Linked DNA regions of Homo sapiens: region 2 is linked to region 1. Evidence: chromatin loops called from intact Hi-C (ENCODE). Cell type or tissue: chondrocyte. All regions are shown on one strand. Each heading gives the region's core, and the rest is flanking DNA. Links, peaks and the distances in the headings are about the cores only. Region 1 holds the start of FOXN1 (forkhead box N1). Region 2 has its middle 28 kb from the start of SLC13A2.

What was found. Hi-C counts contacts between places; a loop is a spot of excess contacts. Peaks named below come from ENCODE experiments on the same cell type or tissue, not always from the same donor. Only the 100,000 strongest peaks of a DNase experiment are listed, where the experiment ranks them.
Region 2: a loop joins it to region 1, with 2.5 times the contacts of the local background. A loop is called at or near these places in 2 of 110 quality-filtered maps.

Annotation. Positions count from the first base shown.
Region 1 is chr17:28,499,867-28,509,512 of GRCh38, reverse strand. It overlaps FOXN1 (forkhead box N1), which reads right to left and starts at 3,165. Exons shown (of 9, transcript NM_001369369.1): 1 at 3,070-3,165. RefSeq lists an enhancer at 962-1,914 and a silencer at 8,169-8,365. In chondrocyte, for the core only: no CTCF peak of the experiment used is centred there; no DNase peak of the experiment used is centred there.
Region 2 is chr17:28,441,115-28,450,760 of GRCh38, reverse strand. It overlaps the pseudogene LOC101060112. Among named protein-coding and RNA genes, the nearest start is that of SLC13A2, 28 kb to the left of the region's middle. In chondrocyte, for the core only: no CTCF peak of the experiment used is centred there; no DNase peak of the experiment used is centred there.

The DNA of each region.
Region 1 (9,646 bases), core at 904-8,903:
CTGGCGGGGATGCTGGTGAGGGGTGTTAGACTCCAAGGGAACCTGTGACATAGGAGGAGATCCATCCTGAGGAATGGAGCAGGAGGTGGAGATGGGGATAGGAGTGTGGTTGGAGGTGGGAGTGAGGAGATGAGGTAAGGAGGAAGGAGCAGGATGGGGTGGTGGTGATGGAGGCAAGTTTGGGGACGGGGATGAGTAGGAAGGGGGCTGGGCGGGATTGAAGGTGGGAATGGAGATAGGTTATGATGGGGAAAGAGACAGAGACGGGTGGAAGGGTCAGGGATGAGGTTGGAGTTGGGCACAGAGAGGGAGGGAGGGGCAGGGGATGGAGATGAATAAGCTGGAAAGACCCAATGTATTCTGGAACCATGTGGTTCGTGCTTCTGGGAGGCCCTCTCCCAGAGGTCATCTTGTCTTTCCCCAGCTCCTGGAGGTCCTCTCATCCTTCCCCAGCTCCTGGGCATGTTGCCAGCCCAACCCCACCCACCCCAGATCAATGGTTGCCTCTCCACTCAGGAAACCACCTCCTGTGGTCACATAGTCCAGTCAAACTCAACCTAAAATGCTGAGAACTTTCTCTGAACTCTGTCAGTCACTCCTGCTGCAGAAGCCAATCCTGGTTTCCTGAACTCCCCTCTGCCAGCCACAGCAGGGATGGCAGGCTGTGATTTGGAAGGACAGAGGGGAGGGCATACCTGCAGGACCTCGGTCCCCTCCATCCTTTTGTTATGGGCAGATGGGGAGGCAGGCAGAAGTGGACCGCAACTTCGTCAGAATGTGGAGTCAGAGAGAATAAGAGGCGCAGCGAGAGTGGGGCCTTTCTGTCCCTGCCAGCGCCCAAGCAACCAGGGCATTTCATTGTGACTTAGAACAGTCTCTGCCTATGTGCCTGGGCCCTGTGCAGGCAATGGGGGTTCTGCTGGTCCATGAAGACCAGGTGTCAACTCAAGCCAGAAAGGGAGAGGTTAGACATCAGGAAGGACTTCCTAGCTAGAGAAGGTGAAGAGTCCAAGGAAAGAGGCGATATGTTGCTTTCTTAGAGGCCAGATGGGACTGTCTGGGGGATGGGGGGAAAGGAAGGCTTTCCCTGAGGCAACGGATGGCACATGACAGAAGGTGCATGTCACCAGTGGGCTTTCCCCCTTGTCTTTAACTTTCCTAAGCCTTCTCGCGATGAAGCCTTCTCACGGTGAAGACGGCTGTTGGTTGGAGGCAATGTGGCGTCAGTGCGTGGATGAGACAAAGCTGGGGAGCAGGGAGGGGTCCTAAGCCCCCTAATTTTTCTCTAGTTTCCCAGGACCCACTGGTCCAGAAGATTCTGGGGCTCCCTGAGCCCCTGGGAAATAAAGTCCTCTGAGAACTCCCTGGCATTCCCGGGAGAACAGGTTTCTGGCTCTGGGAGTGAGTGAGGCGCCGGGCCTGGGGGTGCAGCGTGCCTCGGCAGGCCCTGGAGCCGGGAGCTGAGCTCGCACAGGCAGCGCGGGCGGGGCGGGGCTGGGCGGGGAGCCGGGAGGACATGCGCCTCTCCCTGTGGCTCCTTCGCCTTTGAGGATCCCCAACCTGGGGCAGCCCTCACCCCGTCTGCCCCTCTCCAGGACTCAGCCTGGCTCTGTCCCTGCCTGGCTCACCCTGGACCCCTCACAGAGCCACAAGAGAAAGGGACCAGGATAGGAGGCCCTGCCCCTTCCCCCATCCACTCGGGGTGCCCTTGTACTGCCTGTGTCTTGTGGTCAGGGAATGAGCAAGATGGTAAAAGGTTCTGAGCCAAGCCCGGTGGGGACAGGACTGCAGTGCAACGCCGCCCTCGGATCCGAGGAACTAGTGTTCCTCAGTGCGGGAGGAAGAAGGCTACCGGGCAAGCAGAGCTGGACCCTGCAGCAGTAAAGACTTCAGAGAGGCTCCAGGAAGGACTTCATGATTGTGAGGAAACTGACCAGATTTTCTCCTTCAGGGATTAGGAAAACTAGGAGGGGCAGCCCTGCCCGATGTGGGCAATGACTGGCATAGGGGCAGGGGATGGATAGGATGACTTCCCAAGATGAGCCCCTCCGCCCGGGTCCCTTCCCACTGACCAGTTGTGCATTGCCACAAAGCACATCCAGACATATCCCCCATGCCTGTAGGTGCCGAGAGAAGAGGCAAACACGCCCACTTGCTAGAGTCTACTCTTCATCCAACGGGCTTCTTTGGATATTTAGGGAGGGCCTGGGGGACTCCACGGGGAATGCCAGAACCTTATCTGAGCGGGTAGTGGGTGGGGAGGAGTCGGGGGAGCTGGCAGGGGCTTCCTGCTGCTTCGGCCACTTCCCTAAGGGCCTTCACTTCCCACGCCCCCAACTCTAGGCCCCAAAGGCCTCAGGGCTCCCTGCCTGGCCCAGCTCTGCTCACCAGGACTCTGCCTTAGGGGTCTTGCGGGAGAGAAATGGAGCTGGGGATAGGAGGCGACTCTGCCCTAAGCCCAGCATCAACTCATGGCCACAGCACCTGTTTGCCACCTGTCTGCTTCGCCACAAGGTGCACCATCTCCTTTCTGCAACCCAGGCCTCTGCATGGGCCCAGGCATCTAGACCCCAGCCCAGGCTGCGTGGAGATGTTGAGCAATTCCTTGATCTGCACACACCCTTGGTGCTCCCCAGCTCCCAGAGCTGGGCTCTCCCTTCTTCACCTGGAAAACCACTACATGGAGAACTTGGCCCCCTGCCTTTCAGCTCTAGTTTTCCAGATCTAACACTTTTGAGTCCTCATTTCCTCCCAGCACAGGGTGGGTGAGCGCATCTCCAACACACAGAGACACACACAAAATCCAGCACACACCAGAATGAGACCCACACCACAGCAAGAGGGATTAAAGTTGGACAACCTAGAAAAGGAACTGGAGGGGGAGGTGGGGGAAGGGGTGCCCCTTGGCCTCCAGGCACTCACCCGAATTCTGAGTCTCCCTTGAGCTGCAGTGAGAACCTGGGTGCTCCCCGTCACTCCTGAGCCCCGTTAAAAAGGCGAACGCCCTCCCCGTGCCCCAGCCCGGCCCTGCTGGCCTCCACGGCTGACTTGGGCCGGGGCTCCTCTTACCTGCTCAGTGAAGCAGGTCGGCGTGGGGGCCCGGGTCTGGGGGGCCAGGAGCTCTGTCCGTCTGTCAGTCCGTCAGCTCGGCCGTCCTGTGTCTGTGCTGACATCAGGTGAGGGGAGGCAGCTGCCAGGTGAGCCAATAATTATGATATCAGCTTCCCCTTGCCCGGAGGGGCTGCGCCAAAACGGGGAGAAGAGAAAGGTGACTAAGAAGCTAGTTTGCTCCTTGGCTCTTGTTTGACAGGTACCGGCTCCCGTGCCCGCCCCAGCCGCACCCTGGCCCCCCAACCCCTCCCTCCTCCTGAGCTAGCCCAGGCCCCCTCCCCTGTCCCTGCCAGTGCGCACAGCCTGTGGCTTGTAGAGGAGGGGGTTGTCCCGTGGCCCCCGCCTGCACTCCAGAAGGGAGATGTCGCCCCCCCACCCACAGGTGGGGCACAGGCCTGTTGGAGCATGCACGTGTGTCAGGAGAGCCTGGCCGCCACATGTATGCTCATGGAGCCCACTCATGAGGTTCTGGGGAACAGCGCTGGGTGGCAGCCCAGGGTTCTCTGAGGCACGGCATGGACAGGTTGGGCCCTTCAAGGGCCAAGCATTAGCACAGATTTGCTGGGAACTGTCTGTCCATGGGGCCGGCCATCTGTCTGTCTCTCCACAGCTCCCGCAGCACCTCGAGGGTGTCTCCTTGTGGGTGGGGGCGTGTGCACCCACTGGAGCATGTGCTGGTGACTCCCATCTCCCTCTCCCTCAGGGGCAGATACATGCGAGTCTGTCTGCATCTCTCCCTGGGTCTGTACATCTGTCTCCTGGGTGGGCGTGTGTCTGCATGTCTTCCCCTGTGTCTGTGTCTCTGTGTCCCCGGACCCAGGCCCGTGTGTCGTCCGTGTGTTGACATGCTCATGTCTGTGCACACGTCTCTGCTGTGGGTCAGCAACCTAGTCCTGTGTGAGCATGTGGGTGTCTGTGGGGGTGGAGATGGGGGCTCCCTGGTTCTGTGTCTTCATCCCAGGCTACTCTTCATTATTTGGAGGATAGAAACAGAAACCTGAGTGGCTGTTGCCCTGGTCTCTGGCCCCTTAGAGTTCATGTTGAGGGTGAAGCCCTAGGAATTGGCTTCCCTGGTCCCAGCTGGACTCAGGCCTGGAGCCTGTCCCTGCTCCCTGACAGCTTTCTCTGCTGTTCCCCCAGACCCTGTCCTCACCTCCTTCTCTCTGCTTCCTTTTCATCTTCTTTGCCCTCCATCCCCTTGTCTCCTGTCCCTGGTCATTCTTTCCCTCCTCCATCTCCCTGACCCTTGCACTGGCCTCTAAGCCCACTTGTGTCTCTTCCTGGAGCTAAAGGCTCTAAGGACCTAGTACCAGCACTGCTGCCCAGCAAGTTCTGGGATTTGGCTTCTGGCCTGAGGGTATGGACAAGTCAGCTCTTCCCCAGTGACTATCTCATTCCAAGGAGAGAGGTAATATCAACCCTGGCCGGGGCACAGTGGTGGTCATCTGGCACAAGTGTGGAGCATGCTAAAACATTTAGAGAGTTCTTAGTGGAGGCGGAAAATGTTCTGTACTAAATATCCATTTCAGAAAAGAGGATGCAGGGGCAGACAGCAATGAACCCATTTGTAAGTGATGGTTAGCTGTGTGATCTTCCATACTCCCCACTCTGAGCCTCAGTTTCCTCATTTGTTAACAAGGGAGTAATACTCACCCACAGGGTGGTTGTGAGGATTAAATAAATTTATATGTCTAAAGTTCTCAGCACAACCCCTTGTATATAGTAGATGCTCAGTAAACAAGTGGCTCCTTTCTCTTCACCAAGGCCAGTGGTGCTGGGAAAGAAATGAGGACGTGCTGGCATGCCCACTCCAGTATAAGAATTGTGTTCTGGGGTTAGGAGAGGGGCCCTGACTCAATCCACCTTTCTCTGGGACTCACAGTAGCAGTCAAAGCTCTGCTCCCTTAACCCTAATAGTCTACGGAGTTTCACAGTGAAAGGGCAGCTATCAAGACCTGGGTGTTTGCTAACTGCTTCTATCTGATGTACACAGAGCTAATTGTTATTTCTAGACTCACAGATATTTCTGTATGGATACTCTGGGCACAGAAAACCACAAAAGTTGTAAGTTGAAGGCTGCCATGGTTGTTATCAATGAACATTATTCTGAAAGCCCCAACCAGTACAATAAGAGAAAGAAATAAGGCATTAATATAAGAAGGAAGGATGCAAAACCTTCAAGAATTACAAATGTTGTGCTTATTTAGGAAATCGAAGAGAATCGACTAAAATACTATTACAACAAATGAGAGAATGAAGTAAGATAGCAGAATATATCAATGTATAAAAATCAAAACCATTTCTATACAGCTAAAACAACCAATTAAAATAGGAGATAGCTGGGCACGGTGGTTCACACCTCAGCAATTTGGGAGGCTGAGGCGGGTGGATCTCTTAAGCTCAGGAGTTCAAGACCAACCTGGGCAACATGGCAACACCCTGTCTCTACGAATAATACAGAAATTAACTGGGTGGGGTGGCACGCGCCTGTAGTCCCAGCTACTTGGGAGGCTAAGGTGGGAGGATTGCTTGAGCCAGTGATTCAGAGGTTGCAGTGAGCCGAGAGGTTTCGGTGAGCCACTGCATTCTAGCTTGGGGGACAGAGTGAGACCCTGTCTCAAAAAAAAAAAAAAAAAAAAAAAAGAAAGAAAAAAAAGGAGACAAAAAGATTTAGCTCACAAAAATAACAATACAAAATATCCAGGAATAAACTTAATAAGAAATGCATGAAATCTACATGAAGAAAACAATACATTTTTACTGACAGACATAAAATAAGACCTGAATAAAAAATAAGGGCATATCATGTTACTGAACTGGAAGGCTGAAAAAAAAAAAAAAAAGTAAAAAAGAAAAAAAAGGCTAGGCATGGTAGCTCATGCCTGTAATCCCAGCACTTCGGGAGGTGAGAGGATCGCCTGATCCCAGGAGTTTTGACACCAGCCTGGGCTACAAGGCGAGAGACCCTGTCTCTAAAACAGCAACAACAGGAAGGCTGAATATAATATTGTAAGGATGTCAGTTCTCCTCTAAATAGAAGCTGAATGTAATTCAAATCAAAAGTCTAAAGGATTTTTTGCCCCCTAAACTTGACGAGTTGATTCTATAGTTTGGGGGAAGGGTAAATACATGAGAATAGCTTGGAGCTTTTTGAGAAAGAAGACTAACAGAGGTAACTTTCCCTGCCAGTTTTCAAAATGTTCAATAAGGCTTCCATAATTAAAGCTGCAACTTTGATACAGAAATAAATAAATTAATGGAAGATAATAGAGTCCAGAATAAACTTGGATATTTGTGAGAAATGGGAATATGATAACAAGGTATTTTAAAATAGATATATAATAGTAGGGTATTTTACTTTATTTTTCTGAGACAGGGTCTCGCTCTGTTGCCCAGGCTGGAGTGCAGTGGCAAGATCATAGCTCACTGCAGCCTCCACCTCCTGGACTCAAGTGATCCTCTCACTTCAGCCTCCCCAGTAGCTGGGACTACAGTTATACCATGCTCAGTTAGTTAAAAAAGAATTTTTTTTTGTAGAGATGGGGTGTTGCTCTGTTGCCCAGGCTGGTCTCAAACTCCCAAAGCACTGGTATTATAAGCTTGAGCCACGACATCTGGACTGTAAAGTATTTTAAAGTAGCAAGTAAAAAATTTAATAAATGGAGTTGGGGCAATGAACTTTCCATTGGAAAGAAATAAAGTTAAATCCTACTTCACACTGTACATTAAAAAATCTAGATGGATTAACAATCTAATGTAAAAATGAAAATCATACAAACAAATAGAAAAAATATAGGAAATATTTTTATGATTATGGAGTGGAGAAAGGCATTTTTAAACATGACATCAAATGCAGAAGCCATAAAGGAATACATTGACAGATTTGACTAAATAAAAACTGTAAATTTCTTTAGAGCAAAATGTAACATGAACAAAGTTAAAAGACATAACATAGCCTGGAAGAAAGTGTTGAAACATATGTAACAGATAGAGAGTTAATAGCCACAATATATAAGGAGCTCCTCTAAATAAATAAAAAGATGATTTCACAGAAAAATGGGCAAAGGACACAAGCAATTCACAGGTAAAATACAAACGGCCAAGACACAAGTGAAACGATTTTCAACTTCATTAAAAATCAAGAAAATGCAAATTAATTCAGGGGCCAAGGGTCTCAGGGAGGCCCTGATGGGATGCCCAGGAGAGACTGTAGTTATCACCTCCCACAGTGAGACTGCTTCTGGCGGGTGAGATGAACTTCTTTCTCTTCCAAATCAGGATCCACCTCTGCCCCAGGAATGGGTGTAGGCTCTGGCTCTGGCTCCCTCTTTCCTTTGGGAAGCATGACTTCCTCATTGCATGCAGTCTGGGAGTTGAAACAGGAACCTTGGGATTGCCACAGTCCTTGGACTGAAAGGGGATTTGTGAGGTGTTTCTCCTCTGTCTCTAGATAGGACCATCCCCTCCTTCTCTCATCACACCAGCCCTCCAGAATTCTCTCTTAGGCCCAGAAAGTCTGTCCTGGTGTCTAGCCTCAACTCCAGCTGCTGCAGTATTGGGAAAGGACTTTTGTCTGGAGTTTTGGTCCCACACACTCCAGCACCCTCATTTCAGGTCCTCAGATGGAGCTGAGCTGGGCTCTGGCCTGGAGGAGCTGCAGCTAGATGCTTAGACAGGCTGGGGCCAGAGAAAGCTCTGTCCCTCTGAATACTGGAGGTCAGAAGCAGTTCACTGTATGCTGCTGAGCTGTGCCCAGGGCTGGGCTGCTTTGGGCCAGAAAACAGCCCTGGCTGGGGATGGAAATCCCTGGGGCCCATGTCTGCTATGCTTCAGTCTGGGGAAAGACCCTAGGGACGCTAGGAAGAAGGAAGAGCATGTGCCCACCCTTGGGAGCCCCAATGTGATGGAGGAGGGGGACCCCTTCCTGAACCCTGCATCTGGATTGGCCATCTTCTGTCTGCTTCCGCTCATGCAGGCTGGACTTGCTTTTCCAAAGTGAGTTCCCAAGATTTGAGCCTGCTGCTTTCCAAGTCTCACTCCACTGGTGTGCAAGACACTGAAGAACATCCACAGAGGAACAGGGCCCAAGCAAAGCTGCCATGAGGCCCTGAGGCCCAGGGACCACATGTCAAAGAAGGGGTGGGGAGATCTGGGGTTAATTAGGGTGAGCTTCCTGGGGAAGAGCAGACAGCTCATTGGCTGTGGCTGATGGAGAAGCACCCAGAGCTGTGGAGGGCGTGTGGCGGGGCAGCTGGGCCGAGGTCTGAGCCTGTTCTGGTTGGCTGACCCCCTGGGAAATCCAGGGAGTTTCCAATCTGAGAGCTTGGTGGGGGGGTCGGTGGGGGAGGAACACAGAGTCCTGCTGGGTGGGGAGGGCTTCTCACCTCTTGTCTTAATCCCTCCTGCTGTGGAGGTGGGAGAAGCAATGCTGGGGTGTGTGTGTTTTCACTGGTGTCAGTGTCTGTGTAAGTACATGTGTACCTCTGCATGAGTGTGTACGTATTTACATTTGTGTTCTCACTTTCACGTGTCACCATGGGTGCGCCTGAAGTCTGTGGAGCTGTAATGTGCTACTGGGTATGTCCGTGCCAGAATCTGTGTCTAAATGTGGGTAGCCACATGCAGCGAGAACACTCAGGTCTGACACGGGGTGCGGAGGCGTCTGAGCGACTGTGTGTGTACAGGTGGCTGTGGCTGTGTATGTCTGTGTGTGTTTCTGGGGGTGGTCCTGTGTGTCTTTCAGGCTGTGAGAGCCTGTAATGTTGTATGCATGAGTGTTTGTGTGTGAATGTGTGTAACTGTGTGTTCCCGGGTATCCATGTCTGTGCATGTGTCTATGGGTTCTGTGGGTACCCAAGGATCTGTGACTCCACGTACACACATTTGTGGGTCTTTCCACCCTTCAGAGCACTCTTCTGAGTCCCCGTCACATTCTTTCCAACTAGGCTGCTCTGTTCCCTTCCTTGCCTTCTCCTCTGCACACCCCCTTCCCCTTCCCTTGCCAAACTGGGGTGGAGGCTGCAGGGTTGGAGACTGGTACTCCACCAGAACTTCACCCACCCAGTTCTACTCGACCCCTGACCCAACACTCCCTAGCTTCCTCCACCCTTCCCTCCCTCCTTCAGAAAGCAGCCTCCCCTCCAAGACTGTGAGGAGATAGGAAGTCATGGCCTGCGCCCCCAAGGAGCCTACTCTGGGGCCAATGACCTTAACCTCTAGAGCGCACTTTGGCCGGGGCCCAGGTCCAGGTGAACTCAGAGAGTGGTGTGGACAGCCCTGCTCCTGCCTCCACAAGCTCCCTAACAAGCTCCACCTATCCCTGGGCCCTGTGGTTGCCATAGAGGGCTGGTGCTGGCTGGCAGGAGGAGGGAGTAGGGAAACAGGGACACTCCCAGGACCTCAGGGGACAGGGTCAGGGGAACACTATGGGTCGGCTCAGAAATCTGGGCCTATCTGCTGAGCTTAAGGTGACATTGGCCCAGAGAGGTCAAGATATTTCTCAAAGTCACACAGCACTCCACACACGGCAGTCTGG
Region 2 (9,646 bases), core at 875-8,874, 59 kb after region 1:
AACAACAGACACTGAGGCCTACTTGAGGGTGGAGGATGGGAGTAGGGAGGTGATCAGAAAAAATAACTATTGGGTACAAGGCTTAGTACCTGGGTGACAAAATAATCTGTACAACAAACTCCTGTGACCTGAGTTTACCTATATAACAAGCTTGCACAGGTACCCCTCAACCTAAATAAAAGTTAAAAAAATAGTATAGAGCCTCAGTCACAGCCTGAGTTCTAGCAGCAAGGGAAAAGAAATTCTAGCTCCTCTGTTGGTAAGATGAACTGCATAATGTCAGGAATGCCCCCCAAATAGGAAAGCTATTCAAAAGATCCTAGTTTTCCCCAAATAGAAAACCTATTCAGAAGATACACAAAGCATGATGCATGTTCACTGCACTCCTCCCCTTGGCTGCCCAACATCTGCTTTCATATTTAAATTCCCAAAACAATAACAACAAACTCTTCTAACTCATAATTTATTTATCCTGTGTACAAATGAAAATGAACTTACTCTTCCCCCCATAGGAGGACATTTGAAAGCCCCAAGACTTACTGCATCTAGCTCCAAGACTAGGATCTCTGGGTAATGTCCCATTTTCTTTTAATTCTGTCATAGTCCTGCCTTGGTATTCTGCAAATAGATTGTAAAGTTAACTAACAAAAAATAAATATTTTTATAAAATGGGGAAAATTCATAAAAAATGTCAACACAGCAAATAAGAAAATATGGGTGCATACTATAGTCCTCATTTATGCAACTGATCGCTAGGCCAGAGTTGATCTTTGTAATTTCCTCCTTCCACTACTCATTCCATGCTCTCTTAGCTCACAACCAGCAGCTCAGCCCAGCAACTCAGCCCAGCAGCTCTTCATCTGGTGGTGTGACCCAGACCTTTATTTCTAAAGAATCTGGGCCCTTGGTGCCCTTATGAGGTTGCTTTCTATTAACTTTTAACCCCTAAATATGATATTAGGAGCCATCTGCAAGATATTCCCCTAGATTCTAAGTAGCTCTTTTTTTTTGCTCCCATTGTACAGCAGCAACCCTATTTCTTCTATTTCACATTTTTGAAAATCAGGATCAATAACCAATAATGATCCAATATTTTGATCTCATCTTTTTCCTGATTATTCAATGGTAGAAAAGCCCCAAAAGTCTAGGAGACAGTGTCAACTTCCAGTTCAATGGAACCATTCTTGTGTTCCCTGGTGGAAGCATGGGAACATGCTTGCTTTCTTTTTTTTTCAGTATTCTTTTTCTGACTTCTTAATTTAAGACCTATCTGATTATCAGCCCCTTGCTTTTCTAATATACGCATTTAAAGCTATAAATTTCCTTTAGAGGACCATGTTGGCTTCATCCCACATGAAAAATCTGGTAAAATTTGTCGAGCTTCAATAAATAGACCATGGACCAGAATATGATCTATCTGGGTGGACATTCTAGTTGCATTTGAAAAGAATGTGTATTTTGCAGTTGCTGTAAATAGCATTTTATAAATGTCAATTAGGTCAAGTTTGTTGTTAGAATTGTTCAAATCATCTATGTTTTCTGATTTATTATCTACTTGATCCATCAATTATTGAGAGAGGTGTAAACATCTCCAACTACAGTTGTGAATTTGCTTATTTCTCCCTTTTGCTCTGTCAGTTTTTCTTCATATATATATTTTTTGTTTTTGTCTTTTTTTTTGAAACAGTCTTGGTCTGCTGTGGCGCAATCTCGGCTCACTGCAACCTCCGCTTCCTGAGTTCAAGCGATTCTCCTGTCTTAGCCTCTGGAGTAAGCTGGGACTACAGGCATGCAACACCACGCCTGGCTAATTTTTATATTTTTAATAGAGACGAGGTTTCACCATGTTAGCCAGGCTGGTCTCGAACTCCTGACCTCAAGTGGTCGGCCTGCCTTAGCCTCCCAAAGTGCTGGGATTACAGGTGTGAGCCACTGTGCCTGGCCTTTTCATATATTTTGAATCTTTGTTATAGGTGCAAACATGTTTAACATTGGTATAGCTTTCTGAAGGATTGACTGTTTCGTCATTATGGTCATGTCTCTTTTTATTTCTGGTAACACTCTTGTCTTTTCTTTTTTTAAATAATTGAAATCGGGTGTGGTGGCTCATGCCTGTAATCCCATCACTTTGGGACCAGCTCAGGCTGGTCCAGGAGTTCAAGACCAGCCTGAGCAACATAACAAGACCCTGTCTCAATTATTTTATCTATTTATTTTAAAATATATGTATTGTAGAGATAGGGTCTCACTCTGCTGCCCAGGTTGGTCTTCAAATCCTGACCTCAAGCAATCCTCCTGCCTCAGCCTCCCAAAGTGTTGGGATTACAGGTGTGAACCACTGTGTCTGGCCAATACTCCTTGTCTTGAAGTCTGCCTTATCTGATATTAAAATAGTTACACTAGCTTTCTTATGCTTCCAGTTAGCATGTTATATCCTTTTTCCATCCTTTTACTTTCAACTGATCTGTGTCTTTACATTTAAAGTACATCTCTTGTAGATAACAAATAGTTGGGTCTTTTTTTCCCCCAGTCTGTAAATCTCTTGCCTTTTAATTGAATGGCTTAGTCCATTTATACTTGATGTAATTATTGAAATGGTTGTATTTACGTTTAACATCTTGCTATTTGTTTTTTATTTATCCCGTCTATTTGTACATCAATTCGCCTTTCTTTCCTTCTTTTAGGTTAACTGATTATATTTTTAGAACTCTATTTTATTTATTTCCTCTATTGGCTTTTTAGTTATGCCTCTTTTTATTTTTAGTGGTTGAGCTAGTTATTAAAATATACAGCCTATGTAGAATTACAATAATATAATTCTGTTTACTTCTCTTTCTTCTGTAACACTGTTGTCATATATTTTATTTATACATACATTGTAAACCCCAAAATACAATGTTATTTTTTGTTTAACATTATGCTAGGTGAATGAAGCCAGTCACAAAAGACCACAAGCTGTATGATTCCATTTTTATGAGATGTACAGAATAGGAAAATCTGTAGTGACAGAAAATAGTTCAACGGTTGCCTAGACCTGTGGAGGAGGTGCTGGGGAAAGGGGAGTTGACTACCAACAAGTACAGGTTTTGTTTTTGTTTATTTGTTTTGGTGGGTGTCTTAGTTAGGTCTGGCTGCCGTAACAAAATACCATAGACTGGGTGGCTTAAATAACAGAAACTTTCTTCCCAGTTTTGGCGGCTGAAAGTTCAAGATCAGGGTGCCAGCATGGTCGAGTTCTGGTGAGGGCTCTCTTCCTGGCTTGAAGATGGCCATTTTCTTTCTCTCTTTCTTTCCTTTTTTTTTTTTTTTCCCCCATGACACAGCTCGAGGAGGTCCTGAGAACATGTGCCCCATGGCCACTTTTCACACTGTGTCCTTGCATGGTGGAAAAAGAGCAAGAACAAGCTCTCCTGTGTCTCTTCTTATAAGGCACTAGTCCTATCCTGATGCTTCTACCCTCCTGAGCTCATCTAAACCTAATTACCTGTCAAAGACTCCATCTCCACATATCCTAGTCCGCCCTTATTGCAGACCCCCAGGGCATGATTGAAACCACAGATAGTACCAAACCATATGTATACTACATTTTTCTTGTACCTACGAGAGCATTTAATTTATAAATCAGGCACAGTAAGATATTAACAAAAATAATAATACAATTAAACAATTATAACAATATGCCAGCATCACTACTCTTGCACTTTGTGGACCCATTATTAAGTAAAATAAGGGTTACTTGAATACAAGCACTGTGATTCTACAACAGCCGATCTGATAACCAAGGTGGCTAAGTGACTAATGGGCAGGTAGCATACACAGCATTGATATGCTGGACAAAGGGATGACTCATGTCCCAGGTGGGATGGAGCAGGACGGCGTGAGATTTCATCACGCTACTCAGAATGGCACACAATTCTTCGAGACCAGCTTGGGCAACATGGCATAACCCTGTCTCTACAAATAATACAAAAAATTAGCTGAGCGTGGTGGCATGTGCCTGTAGTCCCAGCTACCTGGGAGGCTGAGGATCATCTGAGCCCAGGAGATTGAGGCTGCGGTGAGCCATGATCATGCCACTCTACTCCAGCCTGGGCGACAGACTGAGATCCTGTTTCAAAACAAAACAAAAACCTTATGAATTGTTTATTATTTATTTTTTATATATTTATTTATTTTTGAGACGGAGTCTTGCTCTGTTGCCCAGGCTGGAGTGCAGTGGCTTGATCTCGGCTCACTGCAAGCTCTGCCTCCCGGGTTCACACCATTCTCCTGCCTCAGCCTCCCGAGTAGCTGGGACTACAGGCGCCTGCCACCACGCCCGGCTAATTTTTTGTATTTTTAGTAGAGACGGGGTTTCATTGTGTTAGCCAGGATGGTCTCGATCTCCTGACCTCGTGATCCGCCCGCCTCGGCCTCCCAAAGTGCTGGGATTACAGGCGTGAGCCACCGCGCCCGGCCCATGAATTGTTTATGTCTGGAATTCTCCATGTAATATTTTCAGCCATGGTTAACTACGGGTAACTAAAATTGAAGAAAGTAAAACTACTTTCTGTGCCATTATACTGTAAGAGGAAACTGCTGTACAATGATACTGAGGGTTAGGGCTTCAACATACAAATTCCGGGGGGGGAACACAATTTAGTTCATAGCAGCGGGTGATGAAAATGTTCTAAAATTGACTGTGATGATGGTTGCACAACTCTGTGAAAATATTAAAAACCATTTAATTGTACATTTAAATAGGGAAACTGTAGGGTGTGTGAATTATAGCTCAACAAAGCTGTTAATTTTTTAAAAAATAGTTATACTTTATAAAAATTGTGAAAAGAGACCAGTGCTCCAGAGGCCATCACCATGCAGAGCCGGGGCAGAAGCCACGGTTGAGAGGTGGGAGGAGGAGGGGAAGGAGATAGGAATAGATTCCCACAGGGCGGTTATCCTGTGTATAAGAGTGTGAGGGCTGGGAGAGATGGCTCAAGCCTGTAATCCCAGCACTTTGGGAGGCCGAGGTGGGAGGATCCCTTGAGCTCAGGAGTTTGAGGCTGTAGTGAACTATGACTATGCCGCTGCACTCCAGCCTGGGCAACAGAGGGAGATCTTGTCAAAAAAAAAAAAAAAAAAAAAAAAAAGCATGTGTGTCCCACAGCACCTTCAATGGCATTTACTAGATTGTCAGTATTTAAACAGACCCTAACATGCATGAGTACAAGCTAATGGTCCTTGGTTCAGGAGGTGTTAGGAAGTCTACTCTGACAATTTAGTTTATTCAGGGAATTTTTGTTGAAAAATATGATCCAATGATAGAAGATTCCTGCCAAAAGCAAATTGAAGAAGATTGCCAATAGCGCATGCTCAAAATCTTGGATATAGCAGGGACAGAGCAACTTACAGCAATGAGGGATTTGTGTATGAAGAATAGCCAAGGGTTTGCACTAGTATATTCTCTTTTTTTTTTTTTTTTTTTTTTTATAAAGACAGGTCTCACTTTGTTGCCCAGGCTGGAGCGCAGTGGTGCGATCACAGCTCATTGTAGTATCCACCTCCCTAGCTCACAGGATCCTCCCGCCTCAGCCTCTCAAATAGCTGGGACTACAGATGTGCACAACCATGCCCGGCTAGTTCTTTATTTTTTGTAGAGACGGAGTCTCACTATATTGCCTAGGCTGGTCTCACACTCTTGGGTTCAAGTGATCCTTCCGCCTTGGCCTCCAAAAGCGTTAGGATTACAGGTGTGAGCCACCATGCCTGGCCTGCACTAGTATATTCTTTTTTTTTTTTTTTTTTTTTTTTTTGAGACGGAGTCTCACTCTGTCACCCAGGCTGGAGTGCAGTGGCGCAATCTGGGCTCACTGCAAGCTCCGCCTCCTGGGTTCACGCCATTCTCATGCCTCAGCCTCCCAAGTAGCTGCGACTACAGGCGCCTGCCACCACGCCCAGCTAATATTTTGTATTTTTAGTAGAGACGGGGTTTCACTGTGTTAGCCAGGATGGTCGCGATCTCCTCACCTCGTGAACTGCCTGCCTCAGCGTCCCAAAGTGCTGGGAATATAGGCGTGAGCCACCGCGCCTGGCCACACTAGTGTATTCTATAACAGCTCAGTCCATGTTTAATGACTTACAGGACCTGAAGGAACAGATTTTATAGGTTAAGGACACAGAAGATGTTTCAATGATTTTGTTGGGAATAAATGTGACCTGGAGATGAGTGAGTAGTTGGCAAAGAACAGGCAGACAGTGGTATAACTGTGCCTTTTAGAACCTTTTGCAAGGTCAAAGTTAAACTTCTTTTTTTTTTTTTTAATACAGAGTCTCAGTCTGTCGCCCAGGCTGGAGTGCAGTGGCACCATCTCAGCTCAGTGCAACCTCTGCCTCCCAGGCTCAAGTGATGTTCAAGCAATTCTCTCTCATGCCTCAGCCTCTCGAGTAGCTGGGATTACAGGCACCCGCCACCATGCCCGGCTGATTTTTGTATTTTTAGTAAAGACAGGGTTTCACCATGTTGACCAGGCTGGCCTGGAACTCCTGGCCTCAAGTGACCTACCCGCCTCAGCCACGCAAAGTGCTGGGATTACAGGCGTGAGCTACCACGCCCGGCTCAAAGTTAAACTTTAATGAGCTATTTTGTGACCTGGTCACAGATAAATAGAAAAACACCAGTGGAAAAGAAGAAACTTAAAAAGAAATCATGTTTGCTGCTCCAGGTCCATAGTCAGCAGCAGCTCTGAGCCAGATTACAGGAATGAACTGTTGCCTACTTGGAAAGTGCCAGCATTCTAGACTTCAAAAAATCAATCTGAGGAACTTCTCCTGTTTTACATATTATGTGAAGAATTTAGATCTTATATTGGTTTGCACTAGTTCCATGAAGAAAAAAATGTTCTGTGTGTATTTCTTGGAAAATAAGACAATATTTTTCCTTTGCGGTAGCAGTTATAACACATGTGAAAATAAATATACTTTAATGTGAGTATACTAAAGAGCATGGATGCATTTCAAATGGTAGATATTTCTACTATGATTAAAGTGTTTCATATTGACCTTTTTTAAAATCATGATTCCTTCCTGTCAAGCACTAAAAAGTTGTACCATTATGTTTTATATCTGTTATGATATAAATGATGAAATTTCCCCTCAAACTCATCGCAGTGATAACTTTTTTGAGTCATTGACTTCACTTTATATTTTAAATATTATGAAATATCATCTGTCATTATATTCAAATTAAAATTGTTTTCATATAAGGCTTTGGAAAAATGGTCTTTTATAGGAAGAAAACTGGGATAATTGATTTCTATGGCTTTCAAAGCTAAAACATAATATATTAAACAAACTCTAGTATTGCTTCTTGTGTTTTACTTTCAGATTAAATTACTGCTTTTATGGATAACTGAATTTTAATATATTAAAAAGAGATTAAGAAAAGAAAAAATAATTTCTGTATTTACCTACAAATTTGCCATTTCCAATGTCTTTCATTTATTTCTGTAGATCTGTATAATGTAGTATAATTTATCTTCAGTGTGAATAATTTTCTTTACCACTTCTTGAGGTGCAGTCTCCAAGTGACAAATTATCTCAGCTTTTGTTTAACTGAAAATGTCACTATTTCACCTTCATTGTTAAAGGATAATTTTGTTGGATATATAATTTTGGGTTGACGGTTTTTTCCCCGCTTTCAGCACTTTAAAAATGTAGCTCCAAGCTGGGCGTGGTGGAGCGTGCTTGTAGTCCCAGCTACTTAGGAGGCTGAGGCAGTAGGATCCCTTGAGCCCAGGAGTTCAAGGATATAGTACATTATGATTGTGTCTGTGAATAGCCACTGTACTCCAGCCTGGGTAACATAGTGAGAACCTTTCTCTTGAAAAAAATAAAAATTAGTTCCATTGTTTGCTGGCCTTCGTTACTACTTATGAGATGTCAAGCATCTTTTATATCATTTTCCCCTAGTATATAAAGTGTCTCTTGGCTGGGCATGGTGGCTCATGCCTATAATTCCAGCACTTTGGGAGGCTGAGACAGGCAGATCACCTGAGGCCAGGAGTTGGAGACCAGCCTGGCCAACATGGAGAAATCCCGTCTCTACTAAAGATACAAAAAATTAGCCGGGTGTGGTGGTGGGCACCTGTAATCCCATCTACTCAGGAGGCTGAGGCGGGAGAATTGCTTGAACTTGTGAGGCAGAGGTTGCAGTGAGCCGAGATTGCGCCATTTCACTCCAGCCTGGGCAGCAAGAGCAAAACTCCATCTCAAAAAAAATAAAAAAATAAAGTGTCTCTCTTTTTTTGCTGCCTTTCCCCACTTTACTTTTCCCAACATCTTAGTATGAAAAATTTCAAATATAAAACAAAGTTGAAATAATGGAACAGTGAACATATGATACATACCCATCTTGATTCTACTTTTTACTATATTTGCTTTAACATGCATCTATTCATCCTTCACTCCATTTTATTCTTTGGATGCAATTCAAAGTTGTACATCCAATGGTGTGCTGATAAACATTTAACAAGTAGATCCCTGAAAAAAAAAGTCTCGTTTTGTAGTATTTGCCAATTACTATTGTGTAAATACTCCCATTATGTCTGATTCCAAGCTATCAATGTGATACCACTGAATACAGAGCTGGGAAGAGATGCTCAATAGCACACCATTATGTAGGCTATTCACATGCAAAAGAATGAAGTTGGACCATTTTACAGCATATACAAAAATTAACTCAAAATGTATCAAAGGCCTAAGTAAGTGTAAGGTCTAAAACAATACAATTCCTAGAAGTAAACATAGAGTAAAAGCTTCATGACATTAGATTTAACAATGATTTCTCGGATATGATACCAAAGGGACAGGCAGCAAAAGAAAAAATAGACAAATCAAACTTAAAGAAAATTAAAATAAGCCAGGCACAGTGGCTCACACCTGTAATCCCAGCACTTTGGGAGGCCGAGGCAGGCAGATCGTGCATCAGCTCAGGATGTCGTGACCAGCTTGGGTAACATGGTGAAACCCTGTCTACAAAAAATACAAAAAAATTAGCTGGGTGTGGTGGCACATGCCTGTAGTCCTAGTTACTCAGGAGGCTGAGGTGGGAGGATCACCAGAGCCTGGGAGGTTGAGGCTGCAGTAAGCTGTGATTGCGCCACCGCACTCCAGCCTGGGCAACAGAGGAGACCCAGTCTCAAAAAATAAATCAATAAATAAAGCAAAATAAAAATAAAAATAAAAGCATTTTGTGCATTAAAGACACTGTCAACGGAGTAAAAGGCAACCCACAGAATGGGAGAAAATGTTTGCAAATCAAATACCTGATAAAAAATTAGTATCTAGGCCAGGTGCGGTGGCTCATGCCTGTAATCCCAGCACTTTGGGAGGCTGAAGGGGGTGGATCACTTGAAGCGAGGAGTTCAAGACCAGCCTGGCCAACATGGTGAAACCCTGTCTCTATCAAAAATATAAAAATTAGCTGGGAGTGGTGGCACGTGCCAGTAATCTCAGCTACTTGGGAGGCTGAGGCAGGATAATCGTTTGAACCTGGGAGACGGAGGTTGGAGTGAGCCGAGATTGCACCACTGCCCTCCAGCCTGGGTGACAGAGTCTTGCTCTGTTTCAAAATACTAATACTAATACTACTACTAATAATAATATCCAG